Regions from separate parts of the Homo sapiens genome. Here region 2 is linked to region 1. Evidence: read pairs that join two places in POLR2A ChIA-PET (ENCODE). Cell type or tissue: GM12878. All regions are shown on one strand. Links, peaks and the distances in the headings refer to the core of each region. The heading gives the core; the rest is flanking DNA.

Evidence for each region. Peaks named below come from ENCODE experiments on the same cell type or tissue, not always from the same donor. Only the 100,000 strongest peaks of a DNase experiment are listed, where the experiment ranks them.
Region 2: POLR2A ChIA-PET joins it to region 1 with 11 read pairs; 2 of 35 experiments call an interaction of 5 or more read pairs at or near these places.

What each region holds. Positions count from the first base shown.
Region 1 is chr2:37,544,393-37,553,948 of GRCh38, forward strand. No RefSeq gene overlaps it. Among named protein-coding and RNA genes, the nearest start is that of LINC03063, 13 kb to the right of the region's middle. In GM12878, for the core only: no CTCF peak of the experiment used is centred there; a DNase peak (open chromatin) is centred at 5,400; H3K4me3 peaks cover 539 bases; H3K27ac peaks cover 4,982 bases.
Region 2 is chr2:37,901,037-37,910,592 of GRCh38, forward strand. No RefSeq gene overlaps it. Among named protein-coding and RNA genes, the nearest start is that of RMDN2, 19 kb to the right of the region's middle. In GM12878, for the core only: no CTCF peak of the experiment used is centred there; no DNase peak of the experiment used is centred there.

The DNA of each region.
Region 1 (9,556 bases), core at 500-8,499:
ATCTATTCCCATGCCTGCTGCTATCCATAACTTAATCAACAATGAAGCTTTACTAACTAGCACACTAATGTCAAAATTTTTTTTTAATTGGTGAAACTGGTGACTTGTTAATTAGCATAACAAATGATGGAAAAGGGGGCTTACTGGTGAAATTAAAAGTATTCAATATATGTAGATTGGCTAAAATACTTTAAAGACACTGTCTCTACCCTTGCATGAATAGAGTTTCAGAATCTGGCAAGGTTTGTCCTGTCCCCTTTGAGATGGTGCCAAAGGCTTGCTCCATAATTGTTTCTGTATCCAGCCATTGGTTTCAGATAGGGTTTCTCAACCTCAGCACTATTGACATTTTGGGCAAGATAATCGTTTGTTGCAAGGGTGTTGTCCTGTGCCTTGTAGGATGTTTAACAGCATTTCTGGCCTCTACCCACTATACACCAGTAGCATACTGCCTTTTTCTCCCCATGACAATGAAAAATGTTTCCAGACATTGCCAAATATCCCCTGGGAGCAAAGTCACCCCAGTTGAAAACCACTTGTTTAAGAGGATTTCTGCTTGAATAATCCTGACTAGAAGAAATAGAATCCTGCCTAGGGTGTGTGGCCATCTTCCTGCAGGAATGTGTCACACAGGGATGGAGAACCTAAAGGATAGCTGTCACTTCCCAAGTTGCAGAGTAGGTCATCTGATTAGTTTGTGTCTGCTATATTTATGGATTCTTATGTAGACCATCTCTGTCTGGCATACTAGATCTGAGCCTTGATTTAATTATAACCTACTAGTGAGGTTGATGGTAGCTAGCCAACCCTCTCCACCACAGACTTCTTTGGTGGCTTCTGTGATTTACCATAAAAAAAAAAAAAACTAAGAGTGTGGACCAAATTGGCTTTGGCTGATTCACCAAAGACTCAATATCCACACAAGAAGTAGACAGGCACTACTTTATTGGAAAGAAATCTTAGTGGAGGTATGCTGGGCCATGGAGAGCCAATCCATGATGTGTTGAGATTTAGTAAACCCCATTCTCACCCACAAGAAGTAAAGGCAGTACAAGGGGACTCCCAGTGGTTTCCTCCAGACCAGGGACTGCACCAATCCAAACTTCGTAGACTCTGCAGATTTGGTAACTTTCCAACTGTATTAGTCCATTTTCATGCTGCTGATAAAGACATACCCCAGCCTGGAAAATTTACAAAAGAAAGAGGTTTATTGGACTTACAATTCCATGTGGCTGAGACGGCCTCACAATCATGGTGGAATGTGAAAGGCACATCTCACATGGTAGCAGACAAGTGAAAAGAGAGCTTGTGTAGGGGAACTCCTCTTTTTTTTTTTTTTTTTGAGACAGAGTCTTGCTCTGTCGCCCAGGCTAGAGTGCAGCGGCACGATCTCAGCTCACTGCAAGCTTCGTGGGAACTCCTCTTTTTAAAACCATCAGATCTCTTGAGACTTATTCACTGTCATGAGAGTAGCATGGGAAAGACTTGCCTCCATGATTCAATTACCTCCCATTGGTTCCTTCCCACAACATGTGGGAATTCAAGATGAGATTTGGGTGGGGACACAGCCAAACCATAACATTCCACCCCTGGCCTCTCCCAAATCTCATGTCCTCACATTTTAAAACCATTCATGCCTTCCCAACAGTCCCCCAAATTCTTAACTCATTTTAGTATTAACTCAAAAGTCCACAGTTCAAAGTCTCATCCGAGACAAGGCAAGTCCCTTCCACCTGTGAGTCTGTTAACTCAAATGCAAGTTAGTTACTTCCTAGATACAATGGGGGTATGGGCATTGGATAAATACAGCCATTCTAAATAGGAGACATTGGCCAAAACAAAGGGGCCACAGGCCCCATGCAAGTCTGAAATCCAGCAGGACAGTCAAACCTTAAAGCCCCAAAATGATGTCGTTTGACTCCATGTCTCACATCCAGGTTAAGCTGGTGCAAGAGGTGGGTTCCCATGGTCTTGGGCAGCTCCACTCCTGTGGCTTTGCAGGGTACAGCCTCCCTCCCTGCGGCTTTCTTGGGCTGGCATTGAGTGTCTGCGGCTTTTCCTGGCACATGGTGCAAGCTTTCGTGGATCTACCATTCTGGGGTCTGGAGGACAGTGGCCCACTTCTCACAGCTCCACTAGGTGGTGCCCCAGTAGGGACTCTGTATGGGGACTCCAACCCGACATTTCCCTTCTGTACTGCCCTAGCAGAGGTTCTCCATGACAGCCTTGCCCCTGCAGCAAACTTCTGCCTGGGCATCCAGGTGTTTCCATACGTCTTCTGAAATCTAGGTGGAGGTTCTCAAACCTCAGTTCTTGACTTCTGTGTACCTGCAGGCTCAACACCACATGGAAGCTGCCAATGCTTGGGGCTTCCACCCTCTGAAGCAACAGCCCAAGTTGTACCTTGGGCCGTTTTAGCCATAACTGGGGTGGCTGGGATGCAGGGCATCAAGTCCCTAGACTACACAAAACAGAAGGACCCTGGGCCTGGCCCATGAAACCATATTTTCCTCCTAAACCTCCAGGCGTGTGATGGGAGGGGCTGCCGCAAAGGTCTCCGACATGCCTTGGAGGCCTTTTTTCCATTGTCTCAGTGATTAACATTCAGCTCCTTGTTACTTATGCAAATTTCTGCAGCTGGCTTGAATTTCTCCTCAGAAAATGGGATTTTCTTTTCTATTGCATTGTCAGGCTGCAAATTTTCCAAACTTTTATGCTCTGTTTCCCTTTTAAAACTGAATGCCCTCAACAGCACCTAAGTCACCTCTTGAGTGCTTTGCTCCTTTGTAGGGACATGGATGAAATTGGAAATCATCATTCTCAGTAAACTATCACAAGAACAAAAAACCAAACACCGCATATTCTCACTCATAGGTGGGAATTGAACAATGAGGTCACATGGACACAGGAAGGGGAATATCACACTCTGGGGACTGTTGTGGGGTGGGGGGAGGGGGGAGGGATAGCATCGGGAGATATACCTAATGCTAGATGAGGAGTTAGTGGGTGCAGCGCACCAGCATGGCACATGTATACATATGTAACTAACCTGCACAATGTGCACATGTACCCTAAAACTTAAAGTATAATAAAAAAAAAAAAAAAAAGAAATTTCTTCCACTAGATACCCTAAATCATCTCTCTCAAGTTCATAAGTTCCACAAATCTCTAGGGCGGAGCAAAACGCCACCAGTCTCTTTGCTAAAACATAACAATAGTCACTTTTGCTCCAGTTCCTAATAAGTTCCTCATCTCCATCTGAGGCCACCTCAGCCTGAACCTTATTGTTCATATCACTATCAGCATTTTTGTCAAAGCTGTTCAACGAGTCTCTAGGAAGTTCCAAACTTTCCCACATTTTCCTGTCTTCTGAGCCCTCCAAACTGTTCCAGTCTCTGCCTGTTACCCAGTTCCAAAGTCACTCCCACATTTTTGGGCATCTTTTCAGCAGTGCCCCACTCTACTGGTACCAATTTACCATTTTAGTCCGTTTTCATGCTGCTGATAAAGACATTCCCGAGACTGGCAATTTACAAAAGAAGGAGATTTATTGGACTTATGGTTCCATGTGGCTGGGAAGGCCTCACAGTCATGGTGGAAGGTGAAAGACACGTTTCACATGGCAGCAGACAAGAGAAAAGAGAGCTTGTGCAGAGGAACTCCTCTTTTTAAAACCATCAGATCTCATGAGACTTATTCACTATCATGAGAATAGCATGGGAAAGGCTTGCCCCCATGATTCAATTACCTCCCACCAAGTCCCTCCCACAACACGTGGGAATTCAAGATGAGATTTGGGTGGGGACACAGCCAAACCATATCACCAATACTAGTTAATGGAAAGGACCTGTGTCTTTGAACAGGGCAAAGGGTTCTGGGAGCCAGTTGGCTGCGATTTGTAACCAGGAACAAGAGGAAAAGAATCCAAGGGAGAAGAGCTGCTGGGGCAGCAACAGAGAACTGAGCCCAGCTGAGAAAGGAAAAAATGCCAGAGTCCTCCTGTGCCTCCCCTCTAATTCTCCTCTGCCACACTTGGGATGGGCTCAGTATCTCCAAGTTCAGTGCTCAAGCAGACTGAGATGCCAGTTTCCAGTTCTGGCAGGTTCTCCCAGTCCAAACCCCCATCACATTTCCTGGGTGATGAAGGCTGAAGGACAAGGGAGGGGACAGCCTCAGCACTTCCCCCAAGCCATCTGCCACTTGCTCGAGCTTCTCTCATTATCTGCTGGGTAGAGATGAGGGGCAAACTGAGGTGGGGCCGATCTGCCTCTCTGTATACCCTAGAGGATGAATCTGGACCTTCAAAGTTGATTGTTCTCTGTAGAAAGTAAGGTCGTTAGCACTTCTTGGTACTTACTCAGCTTTAGGCCTAAGTTATGGATTTTAAAATAGCAGTTACATCCCATTCAACATCCTATTACAAAAATATCAGAGCAAAAGCTGAAATTCTCCTTCTTCACACATACTCCCCAATCTTACCTCCTTTACTTAACTTTCTTTTCTAAAAAGCTTTGAAAGAACTAAACAATGCAGAAAGTAACATAGCAGGCACTGTTGTACCAATTACCCACTACTACTCAGAATGACCAAATGTAGCATATTTTCCCATTTTCTCCCAATGTTCAAAATAAAAGGAATATAACATTATAGAGAAAGTTGAAATCTCTTTGTTCATCCCAAACCGCGTCATATACCTCTTCCTGAAGGTAATTACTGTCATGAAGTTGCTATGTATCCTTTATTTTTTTAACTATGCATTAATTAACCAGCAAACCGTACATATCATTTATTTATATAAGTTATATGCTATGTGTTTTGTTCTGCAAATTTATTTTTACTCGTTGCCATGCTTTTGAGATCTTTGTTAATTAAAAAACCTCATTCATTTTAACTTCTATGTAGTAATCTATTGTATTAATATTCCAAATTTTGTTTAAGTGTTCCCTTTTGATGGACAATTAGATTATTTGTAATTATCATTGTTACTGTTATAAGCAAAGGTACAGTGAACATATTTATCTACATGACCCTGAACACACATGCGAGATTTCCTCTAGGACATACAGCTAAAAGAGAAATTATTTGGCCAGATACATGGCCAATTGATTTCTATATTTCAGTAGAAAACTTGTCTTGAATAGGAGTTGTGTGTGTGTGTGTCCTATTTCCACATGACCCATCTGGGTCCCCTGTGGTGAATAAGGTCTCCCACTGGTGACTTGAGGTTCTCCTGCAGATCCTATTTGTGAGCCATTGGGCATCTTAGCTCAATTCATGGTGGGCTGACTGTCCATGTTTCCTTCAGCCACCCTGGACGGCAGCTGTGTGCCGGGTGAGTTAGAGGATGAATTGCAGCTCTATAATGATCTGTTTTCATTATCAGAGGAGTCCTTCTCAACTCTCGTTTCTCGCTGACTGCTTCTCCTTTCCATAGCCTGACTTGAGTTCTTGCCTGCTTTGACCATGAGAACTGAAAATTGAGGACTAGTAAGTATAAGCCCTTCCTGGGGCTCCTATCACATGGCATGTGCCCATTGGAATGGTAAAATTGAGGACAAATGTAAAACAAAACAAAACAACAAAACAAAACAAAACAAAACCTTTCTCCAGCACTAACAGCTGGTGGGCTTAAGAATTATTCAGGTTAAGTTGAATTGACTTCAAGTTTGAGCTGACTTGGTCTGTGAAGTTGTATGGACTTCTAATCACCAGAAATCCTCAGCTCTGCCTCAGTCTAAAATTACCGAGTCCCTTCCTTTGAGTCAAGAAGATAAGTCAAACTATTCTAGAAAAGCCACCATCCCTCTAGGACCTCATGTATTAATGTAGGGTATGGGCTGGGCTGCTGACTCAAACAATATATTCCTCTCCTGTGCAATAAGGCAAGTGGAAGCTTTTCCCCATGGGTTAATCCAGTCACATAATTTCTTCTATTGCATCCTCCCCTCACCACCTCTGTGGAGCACCAAGTCTCTATTCCAGCTCACACACACAGGAAATGGCAAAAAAAGAAGTGGGGAGTGAAAGCTTTCTTTGAAAAATGAGATGTGAAAGTTGCACATATCTCTTCTGCTTCTATCTGTTTGCCAAAATTTAGTTATAAGGCCACCCCTTCATGCAAGGGATGCTGTGAAATGTACATTTAGCTGGGTAGCAACTGTCCTGCTAAAATCCAGTGGGAAGAGTGCTCCCTTATTAAAACGAAGAAGGGGAAAACGTATCTTGGGAATATTTAGCAATCTCTGCCTCATCTGGCACTATATTTTGATACCTGCACAGGTAAGAAAAATCCACTCACGTAATACGAAGTCAAACCATAACCTATCTACATATTTAGATCTATCTATCTACAACTATCTATAGTTCATCAATTCTAACACACGTTTTACACCATAGCAGCTCAGCTCTCAAACTGGAATGTCTCTTCACAGTTGATGGTGTCTTATGGTCTCTGCCAGCCAGAAAGCAGTAATGGTGTGGTTGTCATTGCCTGCACATTCATAAACTTAGCCATTTAAAGGATAAGCTCTCCACAGGTGCGAAAAAACCCCAAACATTTAAGACCATTTGAGAAAGGAATGTGAGTGTTGGCCTTGCCTTGTAATCTTCTGTTGACACCTGAAAAAAATCAAGGATGTTCCAGCATCAAAAGTTGCAGAATGGGTGTCAGCTTCTTGGAAGAAAATTCCAGAGAAAAGAGAGGAATCCTCAGAAGAAATGCATCACCAATGCTCTTGATAGCATGAGGAACAGAAATACACAGAAAAATTATAAACTTTAATGATTCTGAGTTGAAAAATAAATTATAAGACTTTGAATGTAGATATGTAGAATTCTCTATTTAGTGTATGTTTTAGCATGATATATGCTAAAAGTCTATTCTAAATAAGCCCAAAAGAGCTTTAAGCAATATGAAAACATCGAGGCTATCAAAATATTATCCCAAACTTGGAAATAGACAAGAGAGATTTATTTTTAGTGCAGTGCTAGGTTTGATTTTCTATTTGGCTATTTTATAATTTTATAGAGGTAGAGTTTAGATTGTAGATTTAGTCCAGTAGAAATGCAAATCATTTCTATCCCATGAAATGGATAAGCCCAATGATATGGCTATAGCTTTGTCTGATATTAATCAGATTTTTGCTTTGTTTTCTTCAAATTTAACCCAACAATCTAGTAAATCACCTATATATACACCCAACTTCTCAAATCCCATTTGGACTCGTTTAATATTATGCTTGTTCTCTTAATAATTAGCAAGTTGAATAAAATCTTTGATGTGCTTACTTTAAGTTTGCATGAGAGTTTTCTTCTTCCTTTAACAAATCATAGGACACTTGGCAGCATTTCTTTAGTGATGCAGAAAATAATGGCATGACTTGCAATTGATGGCATGCTAAGTTCGATGGATTATGGTATTGCTGCTGCCTCAATTTCTATTTCATCAGCAAGCTAGTGAAAAGGAAATTAGGGTGACCAAATCACAAATGTTGTAGGCATGACATCTCAAAATGTTTTGATGAAGCTTTAGTCTGGAAACACTCTGCAATAGGCATATGTCATTATTTTGCCTGCTCAGCATCAGAAATGCATTCCTTTGTTTCGGGAATTTCCTATCTGTGATATCTTATGGCACATTGAGATGCTTTCCCACTGCTGAAGCTAACCGTGGCAGATACTTGCTTCCCCAGCCTCCTTTGAAGCTGAGACATAGATATGTTTACACCATCCTGGACTATAAATTAGAAACTGGTGCCTCAGTCAAGCAGGTTCTTCAGGGAATCCTCTCTAGGGGTGGCACTAGCTGTCACAGACAGAGTTCTTAGGGTGGCCATCGCTGAAGCGGGAGCACTGGGCAAGTGCCTAGGGTGGGTAGTGGAGGCAGCATCAGTTTTTGGCCTGAGTTGATCTGAGTCCTCTGAGGTTGTGTGGCCTCTCAATTTGCTTCTCCAGCTACCTTGTAAATGCTGTGAGCCACTCAATCTCCTTTAATAGCTTCTCAATCTTCTTTAATCAGTGAGAGTCATTTGCATGAAACAGAAAACACCAATGGAACAGATATTGAGACTCGGAGAGTCGACAGGAAGCAGTGCTTCATGAGTAAATTTGGTTTTCTACCTGCCCAGTTGTTTTGATGACTCACACTAATTGTATTTGAGATGACAGATATTTTAAAATTTAATGTAGATAAAGGAGCCCAAAGACCTAGAGAGATAGGAATGTTGTAGAGAATTTATCATGGCAACCTGTTTTGCTATTCCCCAACTATGGCCCTCAAGCTGGCCTGCAAGGCACTCCCTTTGCCAAAGCTTTGAGGGCCATCCTAGAACCTTTAAAAAACACTGCAGCGGGGGAATCAGAGATAGTTAATGTAGCCTGGTTGGGGCTAAAGACAGTGAAAAAACACTGGTTTCCTAGAGTTTTCTCCTGGTTCTCTAACTCTTCCTCTCCTTGATAATTGCTCTCTGGAGGCTGGTGATACAGGTGAAAGATGCTATCTTTGAAATGGCTTCTTGGTCTCAAAAGGGATATCAGGATCCCCATGGTACTGGCCTTGAACTAACGGATGATTCCTGGGGACTTGGAATGCTGCTGTACTTCCCTTAGTCAAGGAGTAAGGATTTCTTTGGTTGTGTAATAAGTGGAATTTTTAGTCAAGTGCACCCCATAGTAGGCACAGGGGAGGGGAGAAGGGGAGAGTCTAGTTCTTTAGGGTATAACTGGATTAGGAGTAGTCAACATCTGGCAGAATTTCTACATCAGCTCCCTGACCTATGGTAAGAGCCACTATGGTAGGAAGGGCCAATGAAAAACCTCTGAAACTCCTCCACAGAAAAATTATAAATCAAAAGGGATATTGGACCCCTAGGGAAATAGCATGAGTTTACGTGGTTGTCCAGCCTTCCCGACAATTCTTAAGCTGCCCGGTATCCTTTTTAAAAATTCTTGTTCTGCTGAAATCCTCTGAAGCCAGTTTCATTTGCAGTGCCCTGATACTGCTATATGATTATTTTGCCAATGAATTGTATAATTAAACATAAGAAAAAAAGAAGTTTTATTCTTGGCAGTTGTTATATCAAAGTTAGGTAACTTCACTTTGAACAGAGAAAACTAGCTCCTGTGATAAAATAGTCATGAGCTTCTGCAGGCACTTAGCAGTTTAAGAAGTAGCCAAGAGACGGATTGGACACCACCAACATATTTTACTTATTTGAACAATATGTGTGCACACCCACTTATTGGACCACAGGCAAAAGCCCTGAGGTTTGGTCAAAATCAGAATGCTACATTATGATGGAACAAGAATCTGGGGAAACATAAACAAATCCAAAATCTCTAGGATTGCCCGACTACAAACAAATACTCGAGCTTTACGCTGCCACTCCTGGAAAAATAATAACTGGCTTCTAATAGGCAAATAGTTCTAGGAAGAACAGACATTTGGAAGACACAATTTGCAGAGAGACCAGCAGGCATATATTTAGGGAACCATAAAAGCCTCTCTATAATAAATGCAGTTTAATTTTTTCAAAAGGCAAAATCAAATTATGCTAAA
Region 2 (9,556 bases), core at 1,082-9,081, 360 kb after region 1:
ATGTCTGGTAAGGGCCCACTTCCTGGTTCACAGACTGCTGTCTTTTTACTGTAACCTTATATGGCAGAAGGGGAGGTGAGCTCTCCAGGTCTCTTTTATAAGGGCACTAATACCATTCATGAGGGCTCCACCCTCACGGTCTAATCAATTACCAAAGGCCTCGCCTCCTAACCCCATCACATTGGGAGTTAGAATTTCAACAAATGAAGTTAGGTAGGGGATATACAAGCACTACACTCTCAATGCTTTGACTCTCTAGATTTAAAAATGTTTCCTCTGTTTTTTTTTTTTAAATCATACTCTCCCAGGCCCACTTTCTTTCCTTACAGTTTTATTGTGTCTACCTTCTGTAACACCCTCAAGACAATATTCCAGAGAGCTCTCTTCTTTCAAAAGAGCTTCCCCACCTGGTTGCTATTTTCTCCTGTTCTCTTTCTCTTTCCACTCCTCCAACCCTGTTGAAGGCATCTCAAACCACAGGCTTTTATACAAACCACAGAATACATGAGAATTTATATTTTTAAAAAATCTTGCCTGAATATGCCAGCAATTGGCAGTTACTGTTAAGGTATTCTTAGACTCCATAATACATGAACATTGAGTATTAACTTGAACCTAAAAATTAGGATACCGTGATTGAATAGACAATAATATTGCTTTAAAATTCTTCAGTGCAAGGTATCTCTTAATATAATTATGTTAATGTGTTATAGTATATATAGCATGAAGCACTAAAGACAGTATGTGGAAAGATTACAGAGAGATTGAAGAAGACATTGTCCCATATATATACCTCCCATGTGCTTTACATCCACTGTTGTGTATTTCAGAGTTCTACATCTTGTCTTGGCTACACATTCCCTCCAACTCTCCCTTGGTTGGTGTGGCAGACTCTGTGAGCAAATTAACCCAAAACCATTCCAAACCTCCTTCTCTCTTTCATTCTCCTACTCTTGAGGTCAGAAAGCCAGGTACCTGGTTTCCAGCTTCTCTTGCAGCTGGGAAAGGCCATGTGTTCTATTTCCGGCAAATGAGTTGAAAGGATAAGTTTCATGGGGGGTTTCTGAGATAGCTTTTCTTTCCTGACAATTGGCACCATGTCTTTCTCTCGCTTCTTTCTGCCTTAAGCAAGAAAAGCACTAGGACAAAAAGCCAAAGCTGAGACTAATACAACTGAAAGACAGAGTCTGGCTTTTGATGGCATCATTGATTGATGAATCAATGCCAGCAACCACTTGCCTCTTTTTAAAAACGACTGTTAGACTATCTTGCTGTTGTTACTTGTAGTTGGAAGAGTTCTTAACTGATCCATCAATATTTTTGTACCTTCTCCTTCAGGCAAAAATTGTCAGGCTCGTTACATTTAGAGCACATGGCCAGACAGACCCTCAAAATTATCAAATACAATCTCTACCATCAACATTAGATATATAATTCCTGTTAGATAAATGCTTCATCCTAATATCATCATCCTTTTCCTAGAGATTTACAACTGCTAATGGTGAGCATGTAACTTTTACCCATGAAATGTTCTGCATGTATAGAATTCAGAGGTGGAATAAGAAGTATTCTAACTATTGAACTTAGAAAGCAGCAAGTTCCATAGGCTAGGGAAAACACATCACATTACCATCTGAATTTTAAGACTCTGGCAGAACTAGAAAGTCCATATGGGCAATGGAGAAGGTCTGTTGCCTCAAAATATTAGCTTATATATAACCCACATTTTACCAAGACTCCCTAAATTGTGGGTAGCAATAACATTGCGTTAATATACTCATTTGATGGTTTCTTATCTTCAGTTGCTAATACAGGATCTCAATCCCCCCAAAATTAGGATACCCCAAGCATTTCTGTAAGTCCCCAGTGTAGGAGCAGAAGGAAAGCTTCCCGTCTGCTCACTGCAGTTTTGCTGAAAATGAACTGACAAAAGGCAGATTAACAAGATAAAAAGGGATACAAATATATTTAATGTACATGAGGGAAAATCACAGGAGTGTGATTACCCAATAACCCAGTGAGGTCCAGATACTTATATGCCCTTCTTCATAGGAGATGGGGAGATAGGGGTTGCAGGAGTAAATTATTTTCAGGGAAAATAAATGATCCCAAAGAACAATGGCCTGGGACAAAGTTCCCCTGAGCTCTGGGGGAGGAGACAGGCAGGTGAGGGGTAGAACTTTATGGTGAACAAAGGTTGTCTTATTATGCAGATAAAGTCCTCCAGGTAATCTCTCAGAATTGCCCTCAGAAGAACAGATGAGAAGTCTGGGTGTGGTGAAGACCCCCAGTCTCTTCACTTCTCCAGTTGTATATATATATACATACACATAAAACCATATATATATTAAAAAAACCCATATGTATATATGGGTTTTGTTTGTTTTGTTTTGTTTTCTCCTGATAGAAGTCTCACTGTGTCACCCAGGCTGGAGTGCATTGGTGTGATCTCAGTTCACTCCAACCTCTGCCTTCCAGGTTCAAGTGATCCTCATGCCTCAGCCTCCCAAGTAGCTGGGACTACAGGTGCCCGCCACCACACCAAGCTAATTTTTGTATTTTTAGTAGAGACAGGGTTTTGTCATGTTGGCCAGGCTGGTCTCGAACTCCTGACTTCAAGTGATCTGCCTGCCTTGGCCTCCCAAAGTGCTGGGATTACAGGTGTGAGCCACTGTGCTGGGCCTCCAGTGATTGATCTTTCCTGGTTATTTGATGAGATCCCTAGGGAGGGGGTCTTAAGACAACTGCATTTCTTTTGGAAAGAAGCTTTCATATTCAGATAAGGAAATTCCAGAGACAGTCCCTCCTAGGGTTTTAGGAAAGAAAGAGGATCAGAGAGGCAGTGGCCCACGCCTATAATCCCAGCACTTTGGGAGGCTGAGGTGGGCAGATCACCTGAGGTCAGGAGTTCAAGACAAGCCTGGCCAACATGGTGAAACCCCTTCTCTACTAAAAACACAAAAATTAGCTGGCCATGATGGTGGGCACCTGTAGTTTCAGCTATTCGGGAGGCTGAGGCAGCAGAATTGTTTGAACCCTGGAGGCAGAGGTTGCAGTGAGCTGAGAGTGTGCCACTGCACTCCAGCCTGGGCTACAGAACGAGACTGTGTCTCAAAAAAAAAAAAAAAAAAAAAAAAAAAAGAAAAAGAAGGATCAGAGAGAAAGGGTGGTAGGGAAAGGTCAGAGAGAGACTGTGGTTCTGAGGCCTTACAATTTTCTTTAATTCTGTCAATCTAAAGTAATCATAAAGTTCAGAATCTAGTTTAAACAGAGTTTATTCAAGTGTAAAAGTTTGAAAATGACCACCAATGGAAGTCAGTGTTCAGAAGTGAAGAAGTTTAGGATCATTTATACAGACAAAGTCTAGAGGAGCATAACAGAATTTCAACATCTTTCTATATAAGGGTTAATGGTTAGTTACAATGATTCGATTAGTTGAGGTGGTCTTTTCCTTTTGAAAAAGGTATATTTAACATTCCACACTGAAGATATAACAGTCATAGGGTCTTTTGTGCCATCTGGTCTGAGTTAGATACAGGACAATAAAGGAGGCAATTAATCTGTACCAAAGACCAGTGACTGGAAGAGGAGGTCTGATCTCTGGTCTCTCCTAGTCAATTACAGAAGAAGAGCAATGAGGAAGAGAGTTAATCTACACTCAAGAAGCGAAAGAAACAAACACGCTGTGGTGACTGAGTTTCCAGGGCTAAACTTCTCCCTTGGCATAATACATTTAGAGGGTCCAGAAATTTTATTTTCTTGTATAATTCAAAGTACTCAATGTGCCAAAGTGCCATGTTTGGGGGTATCATTTTCTGTGCCCCAACACCGGAAAGTGTCTTATGTGATTTTACAAACAGACCACTTCTGCTGTTAGAAAACCCTCTCCTGCTGGGCCTCATCAGCATGGAATATGACCATATCCAATGAACAACATCTCCCAGTGGATACCATGGGCTCCGCCACGACTCTGCCCTACTTTTTTCTTCTACTCCATTCTCACAGAACATCCCGGATGATCCTTTACGAATGAAAATCAGGTCCTTGCATTCCCCAGATCCCTATTGTACTTGGAATGAGATCCATACTGCTTATCTGGTCTCTGTCATGTGGCCCTGACTACACCTCCAGCCCCATCCTTCACCACTGGCCCTCCACCATAATAGTGAAGCTACACGGACAGGCCTTCTCCTTCTTCTAGCACATCAAGCTCCTCCCACCACAGCACCTTTGCCCTGGTTGTTGCCTTTGCTATTGTTCTTCACTTAGATCTTCCCAAGGCATGCAGATCTCAGCTTAGAGATCTCCTTTGAGTGAGGTTTTCTCTGATCATCCAATCTAAACTTGCCCCTTTACCATATTCTCCCATTTTATATTACCATAGCCCTTAGCTTTGCCAACTTCTTTTAGAGTCACCGGTTTGTTTATTGCATCTGCCCCCATGAGAGTGTCATTGCCCTGAAAGCAGAGTCCTCATGTGTCTTGTTCAGTGCTGTAATTCCAGACCCCAGAATAATGCCAGGCACATAGTAAGTGCTCAGTGGATACTTGGACACAGCCTAGGTTAAAAATAGTCCTAGTTCAGACTTGCCACAAAATCTTGTAAGGGACACAGCCATACACTTTCTTCTTTTACTCATGCAAGATCCAAAAAGACACACCTATGGAATACATTTATACAAAATCTTCGCAAAGAAATCAGGGAGGCATTTCCATGAACAGTGTTCAGTAATATCTGTCTGCAGACATAAGGACTACTTAAAAATAAATCCCTTAATGATATGATTTCAGGGGTTATGATACCCCTCCTGTCCGTAAAATTTTTCTAGGACATAGTTTCTCAAACTTGGCAATATATACATTTCGGGCTGGATAATTCTTTGCTGTGGGGAGCTGTCCTGGGCATTGAAAGATACTCAGCAGCATCCCTGACCTCTACCTACTAGGTGTTAGCAGCTCCTCTCCTGTCGTGACAACGAAAAATGTCTCCAGAAATTGCCAATGTCCCATGGAGGGAAAAATAGTCACCGGCTTAAGAACCACAGCTTAGGGCTTATTGAAGTTAAAAACCCACAGTCAGAGATATTAAAATGCAAATTCCTCTAGAAATGGTCTAATTTTACTTTTACTTCATCATTCATTCATTTTTTAACAGTGAATTATTCAGTAGATACCATGCACCAGACTCAGAAATAAGAGCTAAGAATACAACAGACATAGTGAATATTCTTGAGAGCCTCTCTCATTGTGGGGAGGCAAATGGAGAAGTAGACAAGTGCCAAATGGAAGGCCAGGGCAGTGATGGAGGAAGTGCAAGGGGCAGATTAAGGCAAAAGGACGGCCAGAGAGGATGGCTAGAGAGGATCTGTCATATCTTTTCTGGAGGGCTTTCAATGGGTTGGGAGTACTGGAGTAGGGAGAAGGATGCAGAAACGGAGACTAGTAAACTAAAAACAAATCTAGCTTACTTGGCAAGCTGGGAACAATTTGGTGGTGTTTTTATAAGGTGGATCTTTAATAGTCCCAAAATATCAAATGTGTGATGTCTTTCTTTGGTATACAATCTTTGTATTTATTTAACAATTCAAAATTAAATGTTGTAAAAGACAATAATAAATAAAAGCAACCAGCCAGGCATGGTGGCTCATCACGCCTGTAATCCCAGCACTTTGGGAGGATGAGGTGGGCAGACCACCTGAGGTCAGGAGTTCAAGACCAGCCTGGCCAACATGGTGAAACCCCATCTCCACTAAAAATCCAAAAAAAATAGCCGGGCATGGTGGCACACGCCTGTAATCCTAGACACTCAGGAAGCTGAGGCAGGAGAATCGCTGGTACCCAGGAGGCGGAAGTTGCAGTCAGCTGAGATCGCGCCATTGCACTCCAGCCTGAGCAAGAAGAGCAAAACTCTGTCTCAATAAATAAATAAATAAATGCAACCATCCTTAGAAGACCAGGAGGAAACCAAAGTCAGAGAGTTTTTCAGTGTACTTCTCAGGGCAAAAGGAGTCCATGCAGCTTACCTGTAGTCTGTTCCAGCCCTCAAACAGGAACACACAGATATTGGGGGCCAGGGTTCATAGCATTCCAGGTGTGATTTGCTTGGAATGTCCTGGAGGCAAGATTTCCTTGGTCATCTCTGGAGGTAGCAGGAAGTGGGGTTGACAATTTCGAGATGGCAACACTGACTACATTGTGACACTAACAGTTAAAAAAGGTTTGGATGGCTGGGCACGTTGGCTCATGCCTGTAATCTGAGCACTTTGGGAGACCAAGGCGGGTGGATCACAAAGTCAGGAGATCAAGACCATCCTGGCCAATACAGCGAAACCCAATCTCTACTAGAAATACAAAAAATTAGCCAGGCATGGTGGCACACGCCTGTAGTCCCAGCTACTCGGGAGGCTGAGGCAGGAGAATCACTTGAACTTGGGAGGTGGAGGTTGCAGTGAGCCGAGATCACTCCACTGCACCTCAGCTTGGGCGACAGTCTCAAAAAAAAAAAAAAAAAAAAAAAAGGTTTGGACTATAATACATTGATAATGACTAATTTCAGCTCCATGTTAGGTTTTTTTCTCACTAAAGTTGCCATACTTTCTTTTTCCTTCTACAGTTCACTGAACAACAACAAAAAAGCATAATTAATCCTCTGACAGCTGAGCAGCTGAGACCAGACAAGCAAAGCTGAATTTCAAATGACAATGTGTTAAGTAATTAAAGGAGAATGTCCCAGAAGACAGGAGTGATGCGTTTTACGTTTTGGAATCCAGAAAATTACCCAATTAATTAGCTAGATCCTTGCTTTACTTTATGGCCTTTCCAAAATCTCTGTTTTCTGGTCTCAACCACCTCCAGTCTCAGGGAGGGCAAATATTGAGGCTTAGATTGTTCTGATGGGGAAAGTGATAATGTGGAACTTAATTTAAAATATCTTCTCAAGAATGAAAAAATGCATGGACAAGAATGCTTGCTGGGAATTGTCTTGATGGTTACACAACTCAGTAAATTTAGCAAAAATTATTGAATACATACACTTAAAGTGGCTGAATTTTATGGCATGTCATTTATAGCTCAAATCTGTTTTTTTTAAAGAGTGCTTGGTGACGAGTTAATGGGTGCAACACACCAACACGGCACATGTATACATATGTAACAAACCTGCACATTGTGCACATGTACCCTAGAACTTAAAGTATAATAAAACAAAAAGTGCTTGGAAAGGAAAACATAGATGCACAGAAAAATTTGTTCATCAACACAAAAATAAATATTCATAGATACATTATTCATGAGAACCAAAAAGTGGAAACAATCCAAATATTCATGAACTGCTGAATGGCTAAATAAAATGTAGTATATTCATACAATGGAATATTATTTGGTAATTTAAAAAATGAAATACCAACATTATGTTAAGTGAAATAATCCAGGCAGGCACAGAAAGACAAACATCGCATATTCTCACTAATTTGTGGGATCTAAAAATTTTTAAATTGATCTAATGGAGATCAAGAACAGAAGGGTCATAACCAAAGGCTGGGAAGGGTTGTTGGGGGTGGGGAGGAGGTAGAGATGGTTAATGGGTCCAAAAACTAGTTACAATGAATGAATAAAGCCTATCATTTTTTAGCAAAACAGGGTGTCTGTAGTCAATAATAATTTAATTGTACATTTTAAAATAACTAAAAGAATATAATTGGATTATTGTAACATAAAAGATAAATGCTTGAGGGAATGCATAGCCCATTTTTCATGATGTGATTATTATGCATTGCATGCCTGGATCAAAAGATCTCATGTTCCCCATAAATACATACACCTACTATGTACTCACAAAATAAATTATTATTATTATTATTATTTTCAGACTGAGTCTCGCCCCGTCCCCCAGGCTGGAGTGCAGTGGCTCAATCTCAGCTCACTGCAACCTCCACCTCCTGGGCTCTCATCCTCCCAAGTAGCTGGGACTACAGGCATGAGCCACCATGACCAGTCAATTTTTCTATTTTGAGTAGAGACAGGGTGGGTTTCACCATGTTGGCCAGGCTGGTCTTGAATTCCCAATCTCAAGTGATCCGCCTGCCTCACAAAGTGCTGGCATTACTGGTGTGAGCCACCATGCCCAGCCTAAAAGTGAGTTTTAAAATTAAAGTACTGATACATACCACATGGGTGAATGTTGAAATACTACACTAAGTGAAAGAAGCCAGACACAAAAGACCATGTATTGTATGATTCCATTTATATGTTATGTCCAGAATAGGCAAATCCATGAGAGTCAGAAAATAGTTTAGTGGTTACTAGGTGCTGGGAATGAGAGGAATGAGGAGGGACTGCTAATGAGTATAGGGTTTCTTTATGGGGTGATTAAAAAATGCTGTAAAATTAGATTGTAGTGATAGCTGCCTAATTCTTTGAATATACTAAAAACCATTGGATTGTATACTTTAAATGGGTGAATTATATGACATATAAATTACATCTGAAGAAAGCCTTTACAAAAAAACAATGTTTGTTGCAGCATTGTTTATAACAGCAAAAAAAATCAACAATGGGAGTTGGTTACATTAATCATGGTAAAGCGATACAACCAAATAAATACTACATGGTGAAAAGAGATGCCATAAGTGAGCATCACCAAAATCACAGGGAGTGCTTGTGAAAACTCAGAAATTTTTGACTCAATAGATCTGCCATGGGCCTTAAGGAGGTGCATTTCTCACAACTTCTTTTATTCTTTTTTTTTTTTTTTTTTTTTTTTTTAGACTCCTATTCTGTCACTCAGGCTGGAGTGCAGTGGCACAAGTGCAGTGGTGTGGTCCTAGTTCACTGCAGCCTCAACCTCCAGGGCTTAATCCATCTGCCCACCTCAGCCTCCTCAGTAGCTGAGACCACAAGCACTTGCCATTACAGTTGGCTGATTTTTGTACTTTTTGTAGAGATGGGGTTTTGTCATGTTGCCCAGGCTACCCACACTTTCTCATGCTGCTGGCCTTGGGACTGCTCTCTGAGAACCATATCTTTGTATATGTAAGAAAAGAACAAATGGTCACAATATATTGTTGAAGAATCAAAAGGTGGTTGATTAAATTGTATGAGGCTATTAAAAATATAGACATTTACATTATAAATATTATCCCTGTAGACATTATACATTTTATTCATATGACATATGTGAGCACAGAAAGAAATGTCTGGAAGGCTGGGTACCCAAATATTAATTATTTTTACTTTTTGGTAGCAATTTTTATCTTCTTAATAATTGTGTTTATTTTTACAATGAGCCACATGTCCTTTATCAATCTCACAAATTATAATAAATATCGCAAAGTGTGAAAATGTGAGAAATACTTCGTCTAGTATGTTTTAGAAACATTTTTCACTTTGTTCCTGTTATTTTCTGCTTTTATATTTTTTTAGTCATATGTGTCACCTTTTTCTTTTTTTTGAGACAGAGTCTTGCTCTGTCGCCCAGGCTGGAGTGTAATGGTGCAGTCTTGGCTCACCGCAACCTCTGCCTCCTGGGTTCGAGCGATTCTCCTGCCTTAGCCTCCTG